Linked DNA regions of Homo sapiens: regions 2 and 3 are each linked to region 1. Evidence: read pairs that join two places in POLR2A ChIA-PET (ENCODE). Cell type or tissue: HCT116. All regions are shown on one strand.

Region 1 (8,000 bases):
AGCCCTGGCCCATGGAGTCTTCAGGCGATTCTCACAGCTCTCATGTTTCATACCCAGCAGCTTCACATCAGGCACTGCCTCTCATTTGGCCACTGATACTACCACTTGCACATAGGCGTGAGCACACACACACACGAGACCTCTACACACACAGACACACACATGCATACTCATGCCTAGATTCTTCCATCCCTGCATCTCAGCACTCCCCCTCCAAGCCCTGCAGGGGCGAGGGTGCTCTGGCTTCTGGGAAAGCAGCCCTGGGAGCAGACCCCATGCTTCCCGGAGGCAGGAGGATTCCCCTCCCGACCTGGCATCCCAGGACTCCCACCCTACCACTCCTGCCTGTCCCAATGCATGCTCCGGAAACCTCTGGGAATAGGCAATCAAACTCATCCTGGTTGGCCAATGTCCTGAAACCCCTTCAGTCATTATCAAATGGGGAAGGTTGGTCAATGTCTTGGGGAACGCAGTTTGGGCCTGGCCGGGTAGACGTAGCCCCTGGCTATCAACGTGTGCATCAAGGCAACTCATTTCCTCTGAGTTTACCCCTCTGTCTACAGGTCTATACAATGGAACTGTGGCTTTTCCTTAAACAGCCTTGGGCCCTGGCTGTTGTCCTCAGCCCCGGGCCACAGCCTCCTCTCTCCTGGGGCCTCCATCCTGGAAGCAGGGAGATGCCCAGGCAATGCGATGCCAGAGCTGGCCCGAGCTTATGAGTCCAGAGCTCCTAGCAAAAGCCTGGGGACGGGGGTGGGGGCAAGGCAGGCTGGGCAGGTCAGGCCTGGCTCCAGGAATGGGACACACTGCACCACAGATGTGCTTGGAAGGGGGCATTCAAGTAGGACCACCTGCCTGAAATGTCTTTCACTGCCAGTTATTTTACCATTAACACTCTCATCCCTTATCATCTGCCTGCTCAGATATCCTCCTACCTGCCTCCTGCAGGAGTCATCACATCCTACGAGACCTGTTCTTTCGGTCTTATATGATTGGCTTATATACACTGAAAAGCCAGGAAGTCGATCTGAATTTGGACAAAGATGGAAGCTCAGTAGATGTGATCTGGAATCCTCCTCTCTCTCTTAAACACACACACACACACACACACACACACACACACTCACTCACACACACACCCTCTTCTGCTCCTTTTTTCAAGGATTCCACTCTTAGATTCTCATAATCGTGACCAAAATGGCGGAGCCCACCTCCAGACTCCATCCTACAGCGGAACAACAGCCATGTAAAGAGAGGTCCTTGTGCCCAGCCACAGTCCCAGCGTTGATTTGGATTGGCCAGGACTCACTTTCGTGTGCCCTCAGGGTTCTGGAGAGTGGATTAGCCCTACTGAAGCACATATGGCCAGAGTTGGGGCCCATGGTTCTCCCCCAAAAAAATACGATCAATTTTACCAGAAGAAGGGGGAATGGGCCCAAGACAGGCAAAATAATGTCCACTGAAGTGGGGCTTTTCAAACTTTAATGAGCACACTCATCTCTTGGGGATCTTGTTTAAAAACGCAGATTCTGGTTCAGCAGGTTGGGGTAGGGCCTGAGAGTCTGCATTTTTGACAAGCTCCCAGGGGATGCTGATGCAGCTCCGCTGGGAACCCCATCCTGGACAGTGAGGGACCCAAAGCACCTTAAGACCTGGCCCCGAACACACTTCATGTATGTGCAATGTGCGAGGGGGACTGAAGTGCAGGTGGGCTTGGTGACCACCTCAGTCCTCCTTGAACCCCAGGGCCCAGATGCCCTCTTAGATGGTTTCTCACTGGCACCTGACAGGACAGGCAAGGCAAACCTTCTTTCTTATTCCTATTTGGCAGATAAGAAAACCGAGGCTGAAATAAACTCCGTAGCTCTCCCAAGTCATGCTAGGACAGGGGTTGAACTGGGTCCCAGTGACCCGGCTGCTCTGAAGGACAGTGCAGTCCTCCTAAGCCAACTCCCTCCTCTTAAGGGACAAAGAGCGGTAAGTCAGAGCCCTCACTAGAACCCCTCCCACTCTTAGGAAGGTGTTGAAGGGCTGCCAGGGAAAAAAGAAAGAAAAACAACTGCCTGACCTCTGTGTATCGGTCACACCACAGGACTGGAAATTCCCAGGCCACTGAGTAGAAAGCTGCGTCAGCCATGAGGTTTTACAGCCAGCATAGACCCAGGTGATCTCCTGGTTGTGATGCTTGTAAATCAAAGTTGCAAAGGGCAAAGGTCATGTGGGCAGCTCATGGGTTATTTTTAACCTTCTCTCCCTTATCAGTTTTCTCCTTCCTGCTCTCCAGGTGGTTATCGTTAACAGATATGTCTCACCCAGGGTGGGGCCCATCATACCTGGGCTCCAAGGAAAGAAATGAGGGTGTCCCTGGTCCCTGGCACCACCTGACAGAGTGGGGCTGGGCATTTGCAAGAGATTTTAAGGAGGCTCCTTTGTGGATCTCTGGGCTGGCACAAGAGGAAGATCATTCAGGGTGATCCAAATATGGAATGGGCTCCTGGAGAGGGAGGGAGTCCCCATCTGTTATGGGTTGCATTGTGTGACCCTCAAATTCATATGTTGGAGCTCCAACCCCTAGTACTTCAGAATATGACCTTATTTGGAAATAGGGTCTTTGTAGATGTCATTAGTTGAGTAGGTTGGGTCCCTAATCCAACATGATGGGTGTTGCTATTTTAGAGGAGAAATGTGGACCCTGGGAGAACAGCATGTGAGGACAAAGGCAGGGATAGAACCAGGGTGATGGAAAGCATAGAATTCATAACGCTTTTCAGCTATAGAAGCCACAGATCCCAAAAGATGGCCAGCAAACCTCCAGAAGCTAGAGGAGAGGCAGAGCCTCAGAAGGAACCAACACTTTGATTTTGGACTTCCAGTCAGAGACAATAAATTTCCAGAACTGTGAGACAATAAATTTCTATTATTAAAGCCACCCAATCTGTGGGGTTCTCTGTTGCAGCAGCTCTAATGATCTAATACACCATCTTTAGAGGTGTCTGCTGAGGCTGCGCTGCTACTTGGCAGGGATATTGTCCAGTAGAGACATTATGCTAGCCACGTATATAATTCAAAATTTTCTAGCCGGGCATGGTGGCGTGCACCTGTAGTCCCAGCTACATAGGAGGCTGAGGCGGGAGGATAACTTGAGCCCAGGGGTTCAAGGCCAGCTTTGGAAACATAGGGTGACCTTGTCTCTAAAAAAGAAAAACAAATAATAAGTAAAATAAAAATGTCTAGTAGCTACATTTAAAAAGCAAAAAGAAACAGATGAAATTACAGTTGACCCTTGAACAATGAGGGGATTAGGGGTGCCAACCCCTATGAGGTCAAAAATCCAAGTATAACTTTGACTCCCCCAAAACTTGACTATAACTAGCCTGCTATTGACCAGAAGCCTTGCCATTAAAAAAGAAAATGTTATTAAGAAAATTATAAGGAAGAGAAAATATATTTACTCTTCATTAAATGAAAGTGGTTCATCATAAAGGTCTTCATCCCTGGCGACTTCACATTGAATAGGCTGAGGAGGAAGAGGAGGGGTGGGTCTTGTCTCAGGGACAGCAGAGGTGGAAGAAAATCTGTGTATAAGTGGACCCTCTCAATTCAAACCGTGTTGTTCAAAGGTTAACCGTAATTTTAATGATAGATTTTATTTCATCCAATATATCCAAAATATTATTTCAACATGTAATAAGTACTAACAAGAGCTATAAATTAGATGTTTTATATATTTTTTGTTTGTTTCTTAGTAGGTCTGAAATCTGGTGTGTTGTTTACACATACGGTACAGCTCAGTTGGGACTGGCTACATTTCAAGCACTCACACGGCTAGCTACATTTCAGATACACGGCTAGCGGCCCACATGTTGAAGAGCGCAAGTTGAGTTTTTCTTCCCCTTTGTATCCATGTGGCTTCAGGTAATTTACTGAGCATGTTAGAGCTTCAGTTTCCTCACCCATAAGACGGGACAGTTTCTTCACCCATAAAATCAGGCAATAACGGACATACCTGTCTTCAGTGATTTCCTGGCATGGGGTCAACCTCCACAACCAAGCCCTGTAACTGTGGTACAGGCCTGTGGGCATCAGGCAGGATATTTAAAAACCTTCCCACTCCAAAGGATCACACAATTGCCTCATTCCTCGCTATGTTCATCTTGAACCCCCTTCACACTCAGACCTACCTCCAGCCTCCCCACTCAACCAACCTGAGTCCACCTCCTCCAGGAAGCCTTCCTAAGGTCCCAGCCCCCATTTAAAATTCCTAGAACACCTAGGGAGAGTCTCGCAATTTAACACTTAATTGTTCTGTGAATTGTGTTATTACTGTGAGTGAGGTTTTGAATTCCTTGAAGGCTGGGATGTGCCTCCTCTGTTTTCTCATCTGGCCTGGAGTTATGAGCCCGGTTCAGTTACTCAGTCAGGCAACACACCTTTATTGAGCACCTATCCCAAGTCAGCCACTGGGCCCTGCTGGACTTATAGTAGGTGCCAATTAATGGTGTGCAGGTTGATTTAGCTTTTTCTTTTCTTTTTCAGCCCAGCTCTTCTAAACTCCATAGGTTGACTTATCTATGCATACCTCTCAGAAGCCCTGGGAGAGATATTCTCCGGGCACCAGGACTCACTGCCCAAGCTCGAGTCGCTGTACCTCTGGGCCAGGGCAATGGAGGTCCTGGAACCTTCCAGGAAAAAGAGTTCAAAAGGTTTTGGCAGTGACCTTTTCCAGTGTGCTTCCCCCCAGGCAAAGAAAGGTTTTTCACTGCAGCCTGGGGATGGGCCTCAGGTAGGCACTTTACGAAGCCCAGGATGCCCAGGCTCAGGATGAGACACCATCCTCCCCTCCCCATTTCCCTCTTGCCTGGATGGCATCTTGTGACTTGTTTACTACAAGTCACATCCTGATAGAGGCCCCACTCGCTGGAAGGGGCAATGAATCACCAGCGTCTCCATGGGAATCACAACCCAGCTAGCCCAGCCCCACCCCTCCTAATCCACTGCCCTTACCCCACCCCCCAACACACACAAACAGTCATGTCCACTGGGTGAGCCTGCTAGGGCTGAGCCTGGCACGGGACAAGGAAAGGCTTGCCCAAACAAGAGGTCCCCGCCCACTTCTGCCTCCCTGAGCAGCAGCTCTCTCTTCTCCTGTCAGCTCTCGGACTGGACCACCCTCCATACAGATTACAGAGGGGGCATTTGTCCCCCAAGAGCCATCCCACACAAGACTTCCCTGCCACCTCCTCTCTTATTGGAGGTAAAAAACAAAACAAAACAAAAAACAAAACAAAAACTTGGGTTTATACCTGACTCTGATACCTCTGACTGTGTGGCTTTGATCAAGTTACTTAACCTCTCTGAACCTTAAATTCCTCAACCATAAAATGAGGATAGCAGTATTACCCAGACCACTGGGTTGGTTGTGAAGTTTAAATGAGAACATTCACATAGCATGCTTGGAATAGTGAGTGGCACACAGCAAGTGTGCCTGATAACTGATCCTTCATGATGGTGGTGATGAATATCATGGGCTTGTGTAGCACAGCAGGAGGCTCATTTGGCCACCAGAATGCACATTGCATTCTATTGCAAAGCTAGGAAACGTGATGTCAATCGTACCTGCATTTCCGGGATTTTGTAGCCTATGACTTTTGTTGAGGAATTTGTACCGATGCAGGGCAACTCATGCATTCTACAAATATGTACTGAGAACTCATTCATTCTACAAATATGTACTGTTAAGGAAGTGACGTGTTCTTGGCAGTCCCAAGAGCAGAACTGGGGGATGTGGATGAGAGGCTGTTCCTGGCAGCTTCCCAGACCCGTATCATTTGATTTGCAAAGGTTGCACATCAAATCATGAAAGTTCCTTTCATGATTTGCTGAGATGACGGCAGGTTCTTTGCCTATATATTGGGTCTAGTATGGACTGGAGGTGATGTCCAGGGAGGTGAGGCAGGAGGGGCCTGTGCCCAGGTCTTGAAGCAGTGTTGGTTTGGGCCATAGCTTCACCTCTTCCAAGTCTTGTGACCTTGGGAAAGTCAATTAGCTTTACAGAACCTCGGTTTCCTTCTCTGTTAAATGGGCATAGTAACACCTAGCCTGTGACCTCACAGGGTTGCCGTCAGCTCACATGTGTGAAAGATAGCCTCTTAATAGCTGTATTTTCCATTCATTCATTCATTCAGCCCTTACCTATCCACCCAACCATCCAAGATTATTTTGATTATCTACTATCTTTCAGTTACAATAGGAGGAGCTGGGTACAAAGGGAAACCCAGAAGACGTGGGGAAAATGCTGGCCACCAGGATTCCATAGCAGAGACAGTCCATCTTCCAGCCCTCCAGATGTCAATGTTGGGGCCAGCAGACAGGAGTCATCGAATAAGTTCTTGGGAGGGGACAACCCTTCTTCAATCCACTCCAGGTGACAAGTGGTTCCTTTGGTCTAGGTGAGAAGCAGCCCATCCTCTGGACAGGTGCCCAGGGTGGACCGTTCCCCTCTCTTGGACCCCAGCCAGCCTGCCCAGCCCTCCAGACTGAACTCTTGACCCTCTGTTTTTCCATATTTTGGCAGGAGATGGGCTCTGAAAGAAGATACCTGGCTGGGCTCCAGAGAGTATACCCACACTTCAGGCAGGAGGTAGGGAGGATGGGGCCCAGCCATGCTGTCTCCTTCTTTCAGAAAAATAATGCTTTTATGCAGGTCTCCCCCAGAAACCTCTGCTTAGTTTTCTTTGGACAGAACTGGACCATGTGCCTACTCCTCATTGCAAGGAAGCCTGGGAAAAAAGGAGCAGGATTATCATGATTGCTTAGACCAAAGGTTGCAAACTTTTTCTGGAAAGTTGTAGACAGGAAACATTTTAGGTTTTGTGGGTCATACAGTCTCTGTTGCAACTACTCAACTCTGCCTTTGTCACGCAAAAACAGTCATAGATAATATATAAACAAACGTATGTGGTTGTATTTAAATAAAACTTTATTTATGAACACTTAAACTTGAATTTCAGCTGGGTGCAGTGGCTCGCACCTGTAATCCCAGCAGTTTGGGAGGCCGAGGCAGGAGGATCACTTGAGGCCAGGAGTTTGAGACTAACCTAGGCAACATAGCAATACCCTGTCTCTATAAAAAAATAAAAATTATACATTGAAATTTTAAAAATCTTCAATATCATATAATTTTCATGTGTCACAAAATATTATTTTTATGTTTTCAACCATTTGAAACGTGTTAAAAACCATTTTAGCTCATGTACCATGTAAGAACAGGGGGCATTCAGATTTGGCACTCAGGCCGTAGTTTGCTGACCCTTGGCTTAGACCAGTCATAGTCCATTGCCTGGAGCTGGGTTCGCTGTCACTGTAAGGAAGGGTGTGTATGTGGCAGAAGGTGTAGCATAAGGGGGGCTGTGGGAGATGTATGACACAGGCAACTAACAGTATTCGTCAACAGCAGAGTTTGAATCCAAAGCATCCACTCAGCCTGTCATGGGGGTGCACGCTTGTATCCCAGCTACTCAGGCGTCTGAGGCAGGAGGATCGCTCGAGACCAGGAGTTCAACACCAGCCTGGGCAACAAAGCAAGACCCCCATCTCAAAACAAAACTGAAACCAAAAAAAGAAAAAGAAAAAAAGAAAAGACCCATTCACTCTTAGCCTCTGTGTTCATGTTCTCTTCTCAGCAACCTCCCTGTGCTGGGAAGGTGAGAGGGAGAAGGCATGCAATTAGGCATCGGGATTGTGGTGTCAGCTTTGCTATCAAGATGGCTCTGGCTGGGACACATGCCATGTCTCCTGAGGCATTCCAACAGCCTCTTCTCACCAAGGCCCCAGATGGGAGATCATAGGAGGGGGATGCAGGGAGGGGTCCCCAGGTGGCAAAGACTTCTCAGGAAGCTGAGAGGGGCTGGAGGTCCTGCCTCCCTCCCTCCCCATGGTGCACACCCCTGAGGTGTGGAGCAAGGGGTGGGGGTTTACCTCTGGCCCTGGATGGAGCAGGA
Region 2 (8,000 bases), 220 kb after region 1:
ATGAGCCACTGCACCCAGCCATAAGAGGGTTTTTAAGGAGACACTTGGGACATTTGACGTAGGGAGGTGTATTAGTCTATTCTCACACTGCCATGAAGGGAATACCTGAGACTGGGAAATTTATAAAGAAAAGAGGTTTAATTGACTCACAGTTCCACATGACTGGGGAGGCCTCAAGAAACTCACAATCACGGTGGAAAACACCTCTTCACAGGCTAGCAGAAGAGAGCCTAAGCACCCAGTGAAGCGGGGGAAGCCCCTTATAAAATCATCAGGTCTCGTGAGAACTAACTCACTATCACGAGAGCAGGATGGGGCAAAACCACCCCCATGAATCAATTATCTCCACCTGGTCCCTCCCACGAGATGTGGCGATTATGGGAACTACAAGATGGGATTTTGGTGGGAACACAGAGCCAACAATATCAGAAGGGATATGGATGTTGACAACTCAAAACAGTTCCAGGTAGCCAAGCTGTCAGACACATTAGGGCAGGTGCAGGGGTAACAATTTGCCGCAAGGCTAAAGGCTCTGCAATGTGTAAGACACACCCCTTTTCTGTGCCCCTGTACTCTATTTTAGCTCCAACAGACTTAGGTCTAAAGAACGTGCAAGGTCAGAACTCTCTTCCTCTTTTTTTTTTTTTTCCCTGCTTCTAGGGGTCAGAAAAAAACTCATTTCTGAATCAACCCTGTGCTTTTCCCCAGTTATTTTCCTGTCACTTTAAAAACAAATACCCATTGTCTTCTATTATTTTAGAGTGAAATGTCCCTTTAAGACCCTGTACTCTGTAAGTTCTGTGCTGGGGCCATGCCTATCCGTTTTTGTTTTTCTTATTTTTACCCAGTGTTTGTCGAATATACAGTAGCTGGCACTTACTGAGCACTGACTATGTGTCAGGCTCTATGCTGAGTAATTTCTGTTCTTTGTGGCAGACAAACCTCACAACAACCCTGAAAGAATTACTGTTCTCTGCATGTTCCAAAGGAGTGGACTACACCTTAAAGAGGTTATTACCCATCATGGCCATGCAGCTGTAAGTGGTGGAAGCCAGCTTCACCGCAGGCCTCGTCCACCTCAGAGGTCCACAATGACGGGGAGCCTCTCTGGCGATGAGTGAGTGTTCCACCTGTGGTAGGCTAGCTCCCACAATACCCTGGCTGCTTCGCCCCTCAGAGACTGCCCCACAGACGACTGCCGTCTTCACCATGGTTCTCTTTAACTAGATTCTACCCATAGAGAAATGAGGAATGGGTGCTGGAGAGAAGCTGCACTCTGTGGAGCCCAGTTCATCTGCCCCCGATCTCCCCACCCCGGGGTGAACCTAGTGGTGAGGTAAGATTCTGGAATAGCCTTGCCAGAACTTTGTCTAGAAATGTGTGCAGAACCCAGCGTACTATCTTGTTAGCAAACTGGAGAGGTTCTAATCTAAACCTACCCAGTCCTTGCCTCATTATCAAATTCACTTGAAAGAGTGATTTTTCTAGTCTCTCCCCTTGGAGATTCTACACTGGATCTCGGGCAGGGCCCAGGAGGGCCACAGGTGAGACCTGCTAACCAGGGAAATGTATTGACCTCAAAAAGTGGAGTTAGGTGGGCTAAAATTTTGACCTTTGGAAAGGATGGTTTGTGAACCTGGGAGACATCCTTTTTGAGGCATCTATACAAAAGAAAGCAGCAGAGATTTTTTGTTTTGTTTGTTTTTATCCAATGAGGAAAGTGGAATTTATCTTTGGTAAATAAACAGTGGCACAGCAACTGGGTATAGAGGGGAGTCTCTGAAACTGGCAGAATTTTAGACAGAAAGGCCCCCAAGCTGGAGGGCTGGGGTTACAGAGATGAGTGAGCCAATGTCTGCATCCTGACCAGCCACAGTAATGTGCTACTGCCCCATTTTACTTGGGGCTATTAAGCTCATTCCTTTCTTGAGTGGAGAGTAATTTTAAACCAGCCAGTTTGATTCATCAGCCTCCTTATTAGAAGAAACCTGAAGCTCACAGCTGATGAGTCTGTGCCAGCAGCAGCTCTGAGGGTGGGACTTGCTGGTAATCACAGCCCTGGTGGTGCAGATATGCTGCTGGGGGGCCTTATGGCTGCTCCTTGCCACCTGATACTGTCCTTGTACCAGTGGTTTCTAGGGTGCTTCTGTTAAAAGCTGCTGTGGTCACACATGAAGTGTGACCAACTCCATAGTTGTCTCCTCTAGCCCAGCCCACCAAGAAAAACCCTAATGGTCCCTGCCCAGCATTCAGAACTCAGACTTGAAGCATCCCTGATCTCTGAGTCCACACCAGGCCCTGTTCCAGTAGGAAGCCCCAGGTCTGGTCAGTCTGTCACAGGCCTCATTATGATTCAGCTTGCCTTCCAGAAGGCTTCCCACCCTGCTGCCTTCATTCCTGGACCTGAGGAGCTGCTCCTTGCAGTCTGCCATCTTCCATATTCACCCCCACCTCCTTCAAAAAACTCGTATCACCAAGACTTCTGGAACGTTCCTTTTACTACATGAGAATTTTTTTGAGGTTTCTTTTCTTTGAAACACTCTCTCATAGAGACCAGACTTCCTCATCCACCTTCTCTCTCAGGTTTAGGAAGAGGGACCAATGAGCTCCTGGCTTGGTGGCCACTTTGCTTGACCACTGTTGTTTAGCCATCACCTCTTCCAGTTCTGTCTGCTCCTCTCCCCCACCTCCCCCACACACCCCCACCCCACATATTCCCACCAGCATCCTCAGCACCATTTACTCAGGACACAGGGGCACTTCCTGCCTTAAGCTCAGTCTTCTTCTCCACCCTACAGCCTGTCATCCTTCACAGTGACTTCAACCTTCTTCCTCCCAATTTCCACCCTCAGAGGTCCTCTCACCCCAATTCTGACATCCTCTGGAAACTTGAGATCAGCGTTGAAGCATAATTTTTGCAAAGTTGAAATCATGATTCTCATACAGGCTATAGTGAGAATTTGTCAGGGACTTATTAATGAGGGAACCAGCAGGATGACAAAAGTTGTCTAGGACATTAACCTTTGGGCTTATCTTTTCTTTTCTTTCTTTCTTTTTTTTTTTTTTGAGATAGAGTCTCACTCTGTCACCCAGGCTGGAGTCAGTGGTGCAATCTTGGCTCACTGCAACCTCCACCTTCCAGGGTCAAGCGTTTCTCCTGCCTCAGCCTCCAGAGTAGCTGGGACTACAGGTGCCCACCACCATACCCAGCTAATTTTTGTATTTTTAGTAGAGAGGGGGTTTCACCATATTGGCCAGGCTGATCTTGAACTCCTGACCTCGTGATCCACCCACCTTAGCCTCCCAAAATGCGGGGATTATAGGTGTGAGCCACCGCGCCCGGCTCTGGGCTTATCTTTTCTAGCAGACAAGAGTCACTTCCAATTTACCAGCCTCTATTTCCCTGTAAGTTAACATCTCATTTACAGAGTCTGGGTCTAATCAGTAGAAAACAGTGGGTCAATTGAAGCTACTTTCCCCTGGAGAGTCAGATGACCCTTAGAGGGTCTGTTGGACCATGCTCTAGTGTGGCTTTGAAAGAACATCCAGTGAGCTTGTCATGTCTTTCCAAGTATTAGATACATTTCCAAAACATAGGAAGCTCCTCTGACCACCCACTTCAGGCCTCAGAGCATGGCCATGAGGAAGGCAGCTCATGGACTCTCAGGGTAGAAGGCAGGCCTGATAAGGAGCAGCTCAGGTCAAGGTCCATGTGTGTGTGGGATGGTGGGAAGGAAGGGAAAGTGTACAGGGAGTGGGGTTAGGGACCTGCACCATAGGGATGAATGATAGATTTGGGGAGTGACTCTTTGGTTTTATTCAACAATCATTTGGTAAGGACCTGAAATATAAAAACCTGTAAGTTTGATGCTTTGATTAACCAATTTTTCTGATGGGAAAACTGATTAGGAACAGGGTCGAGCATGGTGGCTTATGCTTGTAATCTCAGCTACTCAGGAGGCTGAGGCAGGAGGGTCACCTGAGTCCAGGAGTTCAAGACCAGCCTGGGCAAAGTGAAAAAAGTCTTGACAAAAAGTTAAAAAAAAATTATCCAGCTGTTGTGGTACACGCCTGTAGTCCCAGCTACTCGGGAGGCTAAGGCAGGAGGATCCCTTGAGCTCAGGAGTTGGAGGCTGCAGTGAGCCCTGATTGCAACACTGCACTCCAGTCTGGGCAACAGAGCGAGGCCCTGAGACTCTGAGACCCCATCTCTGAAAATAAAAATAGATTAGGAAAGAGTCACCAACTAAGCGGGAAAGACCAGTATTACCAGGCCTATGTGGGAGCTTCCACATCACTCCACACACTGACCCAACTGTGTGGGAGGCCGCTGAATGGGTGGTAGAGGTGACACTGGATGTGTGTGTGTGTCAGTACACACTGAACACTGAAGTGGGAGGTAGAAGGGACACTCTGTGTGTGTGAGTGTGTATTGTGTATAAACACACCCTGAGTGGGAGGTTGAGGTGACACTATGTCAGCATACGTATGTGTATGTGTGTGAGCACACACTGAAGTGGGAGGTAGAGGAGACACTCTGTGTGTGTGTGTGTGTGTGTGTGTGTGTGAGAGAGAGTGAGCGCACCCTGAGCGGAAGGTAGAGGTGGCACTGTGTGTGTGTACATGCTCATGTACTGGATGGGAGGTAGGAGGTGACTTCCTCCAGCAGCAGGTGCAGAGCCCAGGCCTGGTGTGGTCTGACACATCTAAACAAAGGCAACTGCAGGATTCCACACATCCTCACTGCAGGGCCCTCATTCCTGTCCTTCTTCAGCACCAGCTGCCTTGGACCCCAGGGAATGAGCTCAGCAAGCGGGGGCCACAGCAATGACAGCAGCTGGCACGGCCTTTGACAGATTTGTGCTCCAGCTTTAGCACTGTTCCCAGGAAGGATGGGTCTCTGCCCTCCTGTGGACTGGAAGGAGGAGGAGGAGGAGGTAGGGAGGGGGGTAGTCTGGGGCTTGTAATTGGATAGGAGGCTGTGATGGTGGCAGCTGTGGCAGGGGCCTGAGGAGGGGGCTTGGGTGGATGGAACGAGGTTGGGCCTGGGGTTTGGACTCATTCATCACCCTGGAGGCAGCTCTCCTGGGCACTGGAACTCTCACTCTCACGTCTACTCCAGAGTCCCTCATGTCACCCACACAGCCTGTGCAGGCATGATGTTTCCTAAGTGGGGAGAGCCCCAGGAAGCACCCACTCATCGAGGGAGACAATACACATAGACTCTGGAAAAAGGCGTGGGTTTTGAGTCTCAGCTGTGCAACTTGTTAGTTGTGTGGTCTTGGGCAAGTCTGTTAACCTTTGCCTCCATTTCCTCTCTGGTAAAATGGAGACATCACACGAAACTATCTAAAAAGGTGGCTTGAGAATTATGTGTGAACAGAGTGCCTTGCGTGCAGTGCTCGCTATGTGAGACTTAGGTTTAGCTTTTTGTGCCAGTTGGCAGCCAGGTTACCTTTGTAATATTTGGGGCTGGGTAAGTTTGCATGTACTCACTCTGGAATGGGCTCAACAGCAGCTCCTGAAGAGGGAAAGTTTTCCTACAGTTATTTATTATTGTGTAACAAACGTCACCAAAACTCAGGTAGATTAAAACAAGCACCATTTGATTGCATCTTATGAATTTGAAGATCGGAAATCCAGGCAGGACTCACTAATGAGTGGTGGTTGCCTAAGTGGGATGGAGAGGGCAGATGGACTGGAGGGCCCAAGACGGCATCGCTCCCGTGTCTGGTGTGTGTTTAGGGGAAGTGAGAAGGCTGGACTCAGAGATGCTGTCAGCCAGAGGCCTGCAAGTGAGTTCTCTGGCCTGGCGGTCTCAGCGTGGCTGGACTTCCTACATGGAAGCTCAGGTTTACAAGAGGGAGTGCTAACTAATGGCTAAAGTAGAAGCTGCTAAGCTGCTTATGACCTAGCCTTGGAAGTCCTAGAACATCACTTCCACATCATTCAATTTGTCAGGTGAGGTACTAAGCCCAACCTAGTTTCAAGCAGAGGGGAATTTGGCCCCACCTCTCCATGGAGGAATAGCCATGATTTTGCAGCCGTCTTTAATCTACCACAGCTACCCTCAACAAGGATCTTACAAAGTATTTCTCTGCATAGAATATTTCCAGGGCCATCTTGGGAGAGAACTAGATCAGTACTGGATCAGCCATCAGGAAACCTGGTGTTTGAATCCAGCCAACCATCACTTTGAGCTCCCATTACACTAAAGACCCTATGCCTGATGCTGGGAACTTGAAGGGAGGAAAGAGTGTGCTCCTGGTTTCTAGATCTCTGCCTGGATTTGCTTCTAATGTAGTGACCTCAGGCAAATCATATCCCTTCTTGGTGCCCACTTCCCTAGTGAGTAGGACAAGAAGGAGCATGGATTTGCTGCCCATGAGCCCTTTCCTAGCACCAGAGCCCTGTGAGGCTGACTGGCACTACTGGGGAAACAAAGAGACCTCCCTGGCCTCATGCCAACTTTCCAGCTGGTTCCAGAGGTGTCTATGCACCTCTCATCTTTAGCAAAGTCAGAGAAAAACAGCTTCACAAAGCTCCACAGGGAAGAGGTAACCTGGTCTGCCTAGAAGATTCTCAGCAGGACTTCTTTAAACTGCCAGCTCTCCCAGAACTCTGGAAGAATTGGATATACAAAAAGGGAATTCCTGGCCCTTTCTCAGCAACACTGAGACATAAAGCCCCACTTGCTCTGTGAACTCCAGTATGTTGAGGAATGAGATTTGCAAGTCTGGCTGAGCCAAGGTGTCAAGGGGGAGAGCCCCAGGCCATGTGGAGCCCCTCTACTCACTGGCTGTACACTGATCTCCTTGCCTGGAGAGGTCCCCAGAGCAGGCAATCAGTCCAGATGGGGATCTCCAGAAGGCTTAGCAGACCACCAAGGCCCCAGCCTCTCCCCTTCAAGACCACCCTGGAGTCTCAGATCCTCTGGGTATCTATGGGCCAGGCCATCCCAGTGAGGGAGTAGGGGAGCCAGGTTCTGACCACCAGTGGAGGAGGTGGGGGAAGGGAGTGTAGGCAGAGTGCTCTGGCCTGGAGCCAGGCTGTGGGATTTGCAATTATCCGGGGGCCTGTAAATACTTGGAGCCGCTTTTTAATCTTGAGGCCACGAGTAATTGAGCCAACTGTGTGTTGTATCCTACAGCTGGGCCCTGCTTCCTCCCACTCACAGACACACACACATTTATTTACACCTGTTACACACACACATACACACCCCATTTAGAGAGAGAGAAGTACCTTGTATGGAGTGTTTATACTCTGTGCTAGCTGTGCGTTAGGTGCTTTTCGTACAATATCTCATTTAATTGTTACATCAACTCTGTAAGGTGGGCCCTAATATCCCCATTTTGCAGAAAAAGAAACTGCCCCAATGGGAGGTAAAGTAACCTGCCTAAAGATCCACAGCTCATAAGTAGCAGAAAGAGGACTTGAGCCCCTATTCCCCTCCCTACTAGCTCAGGCCCTTCCATAGGCTCAGTCCAAGGCGGCTAGACATTGCCTGACATCACCTCTCTTTGGTATCTAATGGGGACATTGGACGTAAAAATGACTACACATCTAAAAGAAAAGGTTGATAAATTCTTTAAAAAAAAAAAGAAAAAAACCCTGCGTGGCCAAAAAGTACACCATAAGCGAAGCTAAAAGACAAGTGTCAAGCTAAGAAAAAAACATGCCATTGATATTAAGGCAAAAGGCTAATCTTCTTAATATATAAAGAGTTCCTATCATTTATATGAAATAATGCCAAAACAATTTTAAAAATAGGCAAAGGATAAAGACTCTTCAGAAAAAGAAATACAAATGGTTCTTAATAAAAAGATGTTCATCCTCACTTATAAAAAGAATAATACAAAGTTAAGCTATACTGACATTTACATTTGGCAAACAACTCAATTCCACATTATACAAAGAAATTCTACAATATAATCAGAAAAATACAGATAACTCAATTTTAATTTTCAAAATGGGCAAAAGGTCTCAAAAGCATTTCC
Region 3 (8,000 bases), 51 kb after region 1:
TGTGTGCCCAGGCCTTTCTGCATTGACACTGCCATTGAGTCCCCACAAGAATGAGGAAACTGAGGCTCAGCAAGGTAAAGTAACTTCCTGACATCTGTCCACTAGTCCAAGGCAGAGGAGCATTAGAAAATGAGTTCCTTGACCAGGCATGGTGGTTCACGCCTGTATTCCCAGCACTTTAGGAGGCCAAGGCGGGTGGATCACTTGAGTACAGGAGTTTGAGATCAGCCTGGGCAACACAGTGAGACCGTCTCTACAAAAAATTTTTTTAAATTAACTAGGCATGGTGGTGCATGCCTGTGGTCCCAGCTACTCTGGAGGCTGAGATGGGAGGATTGCTTGTGCCTGGGAGGTTGAGGCTGCAGTGAGCTATGACTGCACTGCTTCACTCCAGCATGCCTGGGTGACAGAGTGAGACCTCATCTCTAAAAAAAGAAAAAAAAGGAAAATAAAGGAAGAAGGAAGGAAGGAAAGAAAAAAAGAAAGAAAGAAAGAGAAAGGACTTTCCTCTGTTATTTTTTAAAATGCAGATCAACAGGGCAAAAAGCATAAAAACAGACAATCATGCCTAGAGAGAGCAATAGTTCTTAACCTCCGGGAGAAGCTTTTAAGAATAGGATGTACATAATGCATTTATAATGCTGATAAGTGCACTAAGCATTTTCTAGAGGGATATATAAGAAACCATTAGTAGCACAAACCTTTAGGAAGAGAAACGGAAGTGGGGAGGGAGCAGTGAGAGAATTTTGCTTCTCATTTTGTGTCTTTCTAGAACATGAATTATTTTCCATATGCATTTAAAAAGTGAAAACAAGGGGTTATCTGGACAGTAGGATTATGGGCCATTTTAATTTTCTTCTTGACTCTTTTCTGAACTAAAAAAGAAAAATATGATTTTAAAAAAACCTTACGAAGCTAATGAAAGCTATGGACCTAATCCCAATAAAATTTTACAGATATATTAATTCATATAATTAACAACCCTTTATAGGAAAGATTGGAGGGAATGATTATACTTAAAAGCCAGGCTAAAACAAGATTTTCATGACTAGAAGGATACATTCCTCTGATATCTATATTGAAGCTACTGTCATTAATAATTAAAAATGGAAAACAAAAACCTAGGCTAATGCGGTTTCTGGAACCAAGCATTTAATTTTACTTTGAGCCCCGTGCCTTATACAGAGCTTGAACAGAGGAGATGCTCAAAAAATCCATTGGTTAGTGGACATTTTGTGCTCACTGGATCCCGAAGCAGGTACCCAGTCAACACTTGTTAACAGAAACCAGTAGTCAAATACTATTGGTCCCAACCACTGTCCCTGGACCCCAGCTGGGACCCTTATCCAGGTGAGAGTCGGAGGAGTGTGGTCAGCCTTGGGCTGAGTTGTGAGATCCTCTCCCCTGCAATGGGGTGAGGGTAAGGAGAGCACTGACCACTGTCACTACCGAGTGTCTGGGAGTGGTGGACACAAGCAGGGTCTTCCTTTCCTGACTGCCCTTTTAATACAGTATGCAGAGGATGTGTGGACTCAGCCTCATTAAATATTTACTGCCTGTCCCCAGCCTACCTACCCTCCTCCAAACACGTGCAGGTGTACAGGTGAGCAGAGGCCAGGGCTGAAACTCTCGTTCTCACATCTCTCTAGGAGCCAGAATCCAACCCCCTAGGATTCCTTTCCTCAGACCCAGGATATGAAATCACACCCAGAACACTGTGGGCACACCATGGCCTCAAAGGCAACACACGTCCATGTGTTGGCACCATCTTCCTCCAAACCAGATGACTTTTCCAGCTTCCCTCTCTGACATAGCCCCACATTCGCCCCATCACTCAAGCTCAAGGCCTCCATTTCCTCCATCTGTACCCCACTACCCCCAGTCCCGTCTCCAGACACCAGATGTTAGGAGCACTTCCTTCGGCAGCAACCTCCAGCCTTCCATCCCCTCTATTCTCCCCAGCAGCCCTGCTACCAGCCAATCAGTGTTCATGTCTGGGCTATTGCAGTAGACTCCTAACTTGTTTTCCTGATCCCAGGCCGTCCACCTCCAATCCAGCCTGCACCAGATGAATTAGAGCAGAGCACTCTTTTCCTCCATGCATGGCACAGCCCAGAAACATCTGAGAGCTTCCCATTGGCTTCAGAATGAGAGTCTCACTTGCTCACCAGCATTCATTTAATTTAGCCAACACTTACATCATTCTGGGCCAGGTACTATTTATTCTAAGTGCTTTGCAACTATTCACTCATTTAAACTTTATAAAATGAATTTGGTACTGTTATGATCACTGTTTTACAGATGGAGAAACTGAGTCACAGAAGGGTTAAGTAACTTGTCAAGGTCCCAGCATTAGTAAGCAACAGAATTCAAATTTGAACCCAAGTAGTGTAGCTCCAGAGTCCTCATTCCTGTCTTTGGGCATTTGTGTCCAGAATGCTCCATGCCACTTCGCTGACTACTTTCCCAAGGCTGAGTGTCTCCTTCGCCTTTTCCAAGCTTCTCTTCCATTTCTAGTGGCTCAGCCCAAGGGCGAGACAAACTGATCTGAGTATGATTGCCTAGTCCTTTCCTTCCCATGAGGACTCCTTTGCTCTACCTTCCTCCTATGTGGACTGCCATCCACACCCCATCTCCAGCTCGTTCTTACCCTCTGTCCAGGCTGAGCTCTTCTCACTTCTCTGACACCTCCACCCTCCATTCTCAGTGGTCATGCACACCTCCCAAAACTTCCCCTCAGCCCTCACCTGGTGCTCTTGTCTAGTCTGTAGTATCAGTCGTCTTGTGGGGTCCGTAGAGATTCTATCTTTCTAGTTCCTTGAGGGTAATGAGAGAGCATGTTGCAATTCTCACTTATCTCCCCCAGTAGTCTGTTGCCAGAGGAAGCCGGAAGTAGCCAGAGGGAGCCAGAGGGACTAGTGAGACTGGACCAGTGAGGCAACCACAGGAAGGGACACAGAGTCAGCTAGGGGTAGGCTCTGCCTTCCTGGAAAAGGCCCTACACAGACTTGTTGGGCCATGCAAGGTGAGAAAGGATGGTCCCAAGATTCGGCTTCTGCCTGCCTCTTCCACAAAGCTCCTGGCACTCTGGCCTCCTCATTCCCATCCCAGGGCATCTGTGCCAAGAATGCTGTGTTCCCATGTTGCTGCAGAGCCAGATTCCTGTCTCACAGCAGATGCTGCCTGAGTCACTTCCTCTTTGAGGCCTTCCCTGACCACTCCGTCCAATTTGTTGCCATTTCTCTTCCCCTATCTCTAGAGCCTCTCTCTCAGCATTGCCTTGTTTTATTTTTCTTTTTAATACTTACCAGTTTCCAAAGATATGACTTGATTCCTCAACCATTGTCACCCACCACCCCAATTAAAATGTAAGTTTCATGAGACATATCTCCCTTGTTCACCTCTGAACCGTAGGTCCTCACACATGCCTGGCACAGAGTAAGCCACTGATAAATATTTATTGAATGAAAGAAAGTATGGCCAGGGTCAGTAGCTCACGCCTGTAATCCCAGCACTTTGAAAGACTGAGGCAGGAGGATTACTTGAGCCCAGGAGTTGGAGACCAGCCTGGGGAACATAGTGAGATCCCTGTCTTATTTTAAAAAAGAAAAAAAAAGAAAAAGAATGCATGAAGGACCAAATGAATGAATCTTGTTTGTTGCAAACCAATGCAGCCACACATGGGCCTGCGCTTCTCCTGTCTTTCTTTGGCTGGAAAAGACCATCTGTGTCCACAGGCAACTGCAACAAAGAACCTCATCCCAATGAGTGCTTTTGTCAAGATGCCAAAGAGGCCATGTGGGCAGATCTGGAGAGGTCAGGAAATAGGGACTAGGGATGAGAGTGGTCTTGGTCCCCAGAAATTCCCACTTAAGTGGAGATGAGCTGCAGAAACCCTTTTTTGGTTTTAATCTTAATGCAAATCTTTAAAATGTGTACATAATTTTTACCATTGTGGTAGGCAAAATAGCTTAATGTAGGCATAACTGCCTTAACCAACCATTTTCTTACTGAGCTCTCACATGAACCCTAAAAGGTAACTAGAAATCTGTTTTTAATGGAAGACATAGTTGAGGTTCAAAGATATTAAACTACTTGCCAAAAATTACTCAGTTCTAAATTTTGTCCTAGACCAGAACATTACCGAATGATGTTTGACCTCCTCACTCATATTGCAATGAGATCCTTTGTACAGAAGAGACCCTAAGTAGGGGTGGGAGAATATTGATAATATTTAACCCGTATTGAGCTATTTCTATGTGTCAGGCACTTTTCTGAGACACTTAAATATAGAAACTAATTTAATCCTGACAATGTCCTTTTAAGAAATGAACTCTTGTATGGGGTGGGACTGTGCAAGGTGGAGCAGCAACAGAGGTGAGGGCTCAGCAGGCAGTCACAGGATAGGGCTGTGGGAGCCAGGCCACTGAGGTTGGGGCTGACTGAACTCACGGACCTGATACTTTTCTCGAGAAACAAACCAGCTCAAAAGAAAAATGGCATTTGTTGCAACACAAGGAGCCGTGGTGGTTGACCAAACCACTCTGATGAAAAAGTACCTTCAGTTTGTGGTAGCTCTCACAGATGTAAATATAACTGATGAAACAAAGTTAAAAATCATGCAAGAAAGTATTTGCAAGCCTCATGGTGACCTCAAACCAAGAAACATGCAATGGATACACAAAAAATAAAAAGTAAGAAACTAAATCATATCACCAGAGAAAATCATCTTCAGTAGAAGAAGACAGGAAGGAAAGAAAGAAGAGAAAACCAGAAAACAACCAGAAAGCAAATAACAAAATGGCAGGAGTAAGTCCCTACTTTCAATAATAACACTGAATGTAAATGGACTAAACTCTCCAATCAAAAGACACAGATTGCTGGAATGGATGTAAAAACAAGACCCATTGATCTACTGCCTGCAAGAAACACACTTCACCTATAAAGACACAGACAGACTGAAAATAAAGAGATGGAAAAAGATATTCCATGCCAATGGAAACCAAAAAGAGCAGGAGTCACTATACTTATATCAGACAAAAACTATAAGAGACAAAGAAGACCACTATATAATGATAAAGGGGTCAATTTAGCAAGAGGATACAACAATTTAAAATGTATATGCACCCAACACTGGAGCACCTAAACATATAAAGGAAATATTATTAGAGCTAAAAACAGAGATAGACCCCAATACAATAATAGCTGGAGACTTCAACACCACTTTCAGCATTGGACAGATCTTCCAGACAGAAAATCAACAAAGAAAAATCAGACTTAATCTGCACTATAGACCAAATGGATCTAAGAGATATTTACAGAACATTTTATGCAAGAGCTGCAGAATATACATTCTTTTCCTCAGCACATGGATCATTCTCAAGGATAGACCATATGTTAGGTCACAAAATAAGTCTTAAAGCATTCAAAAAAGTTAAAATAATATCAAGCATCTACTCTGACCACAATGGAATAAAACTAGAAATTAATAACAAAAGGAATTTTGGAAACTATACAATATATGGAAATTAAACAATCTGTTGCTGAATGACCAGTGGGTCAATGAAGAAATTAAGAAGGAAATTGGGCCGGGTGTAGTGGCTCACACCTGTAATTCTAGCACTCTGGGAGGCCTACGTGGGCCAATTCCTTGAGCTCAGGAGTTCAAGACCAGCCTGGGCAACATGACAAAACCCTGTCACTACAAAAAATACAAAACTTAGCTGGGTGTGATGGCACATGCCTGTATTTCCTCCTGTATTCCCAGGGGGCTGAGGTGGGATGTTAAGGTTGCAGTGAGTCGAGATCACACCACCACACTCCAGCCTGGGTGGCAGAGCCAGACCCTATCTCAAAAAAAAAAAAAAAAAAAAGAAAAGAAAAGAAAAGAAAAGAAAAGAAAAGAAAAAAAGAAAGAAAGGAAAGAGAGAAAGAAAAAGAAAAAAGGAATGAAAAAACTTCTTGAAACAAATAATAATGGAAAAACAACATAACAAAACCTATGGGATACAGCAAAAGCAATACTAAGAGGGAAGTTTATAGCTAAAAGTGCCTACATTGAAAAAGAGGAAAAGCTTCAAATGAACAATCTAACAATGCAGCTTCAAAGACTATAAAAGCAAGAGCAAACCAAACCCAAAATTAGCAGAAGAAAAGAAATCATAAAGATCAGAACACAAATAAATAAAATTGAAATAAAAAAATACAAAAGATCAATGAAACAAAAAGTCGGTTTTTCAAAAAGTTAAACAAAATTGAGACTAGTGAACAATACAGTCAGGATGGCTAAAGATGACCCCACAAAACCAAAGAGCAAGATGTCTGCTTCTGCCTTTTTGTGTAGACGTGCAGAGAAGAACATAAAAAGAAAAACCCAGAAGTTCCTGTCAATTTTGCAGAATTTTCCAAGAAGTGCTCTGAGGGGTGGAAGACAATGTATGGGAAAGAGAAGTCTAAATTTGATGAAATGGCAAAGGTGGATAAAGTGCACTATGATCAGGAAAAGAAGGATTATGGACCAGCTAAGGGAGGCAGGAAGAAGAAGGATCCTAATGCCCCCAAAATGCCACCGTCTGGATTCTTCCTGTTCTATTCAGAATTCCGCTCCAAGATCAATTCCACAAAACCTAGCATCTCTATTGGTGATGCAGAAGAAAAAAAAAAAAAAAAAAAAGCTGAGTGAGATGTAGAGTAACTTAAATGACAGTGAAAAGCAGCCTTACGTCACTCAGGCGGCAAAGCTGAAGGAGAAGTATGATAAGGATGTTGCCGACTCTAAGTCGAAAGGAAAGTTTGATGGTGCAAAGTGTCCTGCTGAAGTTGCCCGGAAAAAGGTGGAAGAGGAAGGTGAAGAAGACAAGGAGGGAGAAAAGGAGGAGAAGGAGGAGGATGAATTAAAAAAAAAAAAAAAAAAAAAAAACCTGTTTATCTGTCTCCTTGTGAATACCTTAGAGTAGGGGAGGGCCGTAATTGACACATTTCTTATTTGAGAAGTGTCTGTTGCCCTCATTAGGTTTAATTACAAAATTTGATCACGATCATATTGTAGTCTCTCAAAGTGCTCTAGAAATTGTCGGTGGTTTACATGAAGTGGCCATGGGTGTCCAGAGCACCCTGAAACTGTATCAAAGTTGTACATATTTCCAAACATTTTTAAAATGAAAAGGCACTCTCATGTTCTCCTCACTCTGTGCACTTTGCGGTTGGTGTGACAAGGCATTTAAAGATGTTTCTGGCATTTTTTTTTTTTTAATTTGTAAGGTGGTCTTAACTATATGGTAATTGGCTGGAAACCTAAGTTATCAACTGTATATATCTATAGTTTGTAAAAAGAACAAAACGACCAAGACAAACTCTTGAAGCTCTTTGCTTGGGGTTGAGGCTGTGGGGAAGTTGCCTTTTGGAAGGGCCATAGCTCAGGGCATGCACTGTGAGGCTGGACCTGTTGCCTCTGCAGAGGGCATACATTTAGCTTCAGGTTGTCTTGTTTCTGTATATTGTGACACAGCATTCAGTGGCGCGATCTCAGCTCACTGCAACCTCCACCTCCCAGGTTCAAGTGATTCTCCTGCCTCAGCTTCTGGAGTAGCTGGGACTACTTTTTAAACAAACTGTAGAACTATTCATTATTAGCAAAGTGAAGAGCCACTGCATCAATGAAAGTTCAAGAACTTTCTGTACTTAAACACGGTTTGAAACGTTGAGTGTTTTGTTTTTTTTTTGTATGTTTGGAATGCTAAAATGTTTTTGAAGTTAAAGTCTTACATTTTAAAAAAAAGTTAAACAAAATTGACAAATCTTTAACCAGACTAAGAAACAAAGACAGAAGATACAAATAAATAAAATCAGAAATGAAAAAGGAGACATTACAACTGATACTTCAGAAATTTAAAGGATCATTAGTGGCTACTATGAGCAAGTATATGCCAATAAATTGGAAAATCTAGAATAAATGGACAAATTCCTAGATACATGCAATCTACCAAGATTAAATTGGGAAG

What was found. Peaks named below come from ENCODE experiments on the same cell type or tissue, not always from the same donor. Only the 100,000 strongest peaks of a DNase experiment are listed, where the experiment ranks them.
Region 2: POLR2A ChIA-PET joins it to region 1 with 7 read pairs; 3 of 35 experiments call an interaction of 5 or more read pairs at or near these places.
Region 3: POLR2A ChIA-PET joins it to region 1 with 7 read pairs; 7 of 35 experiments call an interaction of 5 or more read pairs at or near these places.

Annotation. Positions count from the first base shown.
Region 1 is chr10:110,393,830-110,401,829 of GRCh38, forward strand. No RefSeq gene overlaps it. Among named protein-coding and RNA genes, the nearest start is that of SMNDC1, 93 kb to the left of the region's middle. RefSeq lists enhancers at 1,882-2,176, 1,945-2,194. In HCT116, no CTCF peak of the experiment used is centred here; DNase peaks (open chromatin) are centred at 2,132, 4,992 and 5,702; H3K4me3 peaks cover 3,089 bases; H3K27ac peaks cover 4,983 bases.
Region 2 is chr10:110,613,229-110,621,228 of GRCh38, forward strand. No RefSeq gene overlaps it. Among named protein-coding and RNA genes, the nearest start is that of RBM20, 27 kb to the right of the region's middle. RefSeq lists an enhancer at 1,199-1,248. In HCT116, a CTCF peak has its summit at 327; no DNase peak of the experiment used is centred here.
Region 3 is chr10:110,444,348-110,452,347 of GRCh38, forward strand. It overlaps LOC105378482 (a long non-coding RNA gene), which reads right to left and starts at 3,089. Exons shown (of 4, transcript NR_188210.1): 1 at 2,748-3,089. It also overlaps the pseudogene HMGB3P5. In HCT116, no CTCF peak of the experiment used is centred here; a DNase peak (open chromatin) is centred at 3,155; H3K27ac peaks cover 884 bases.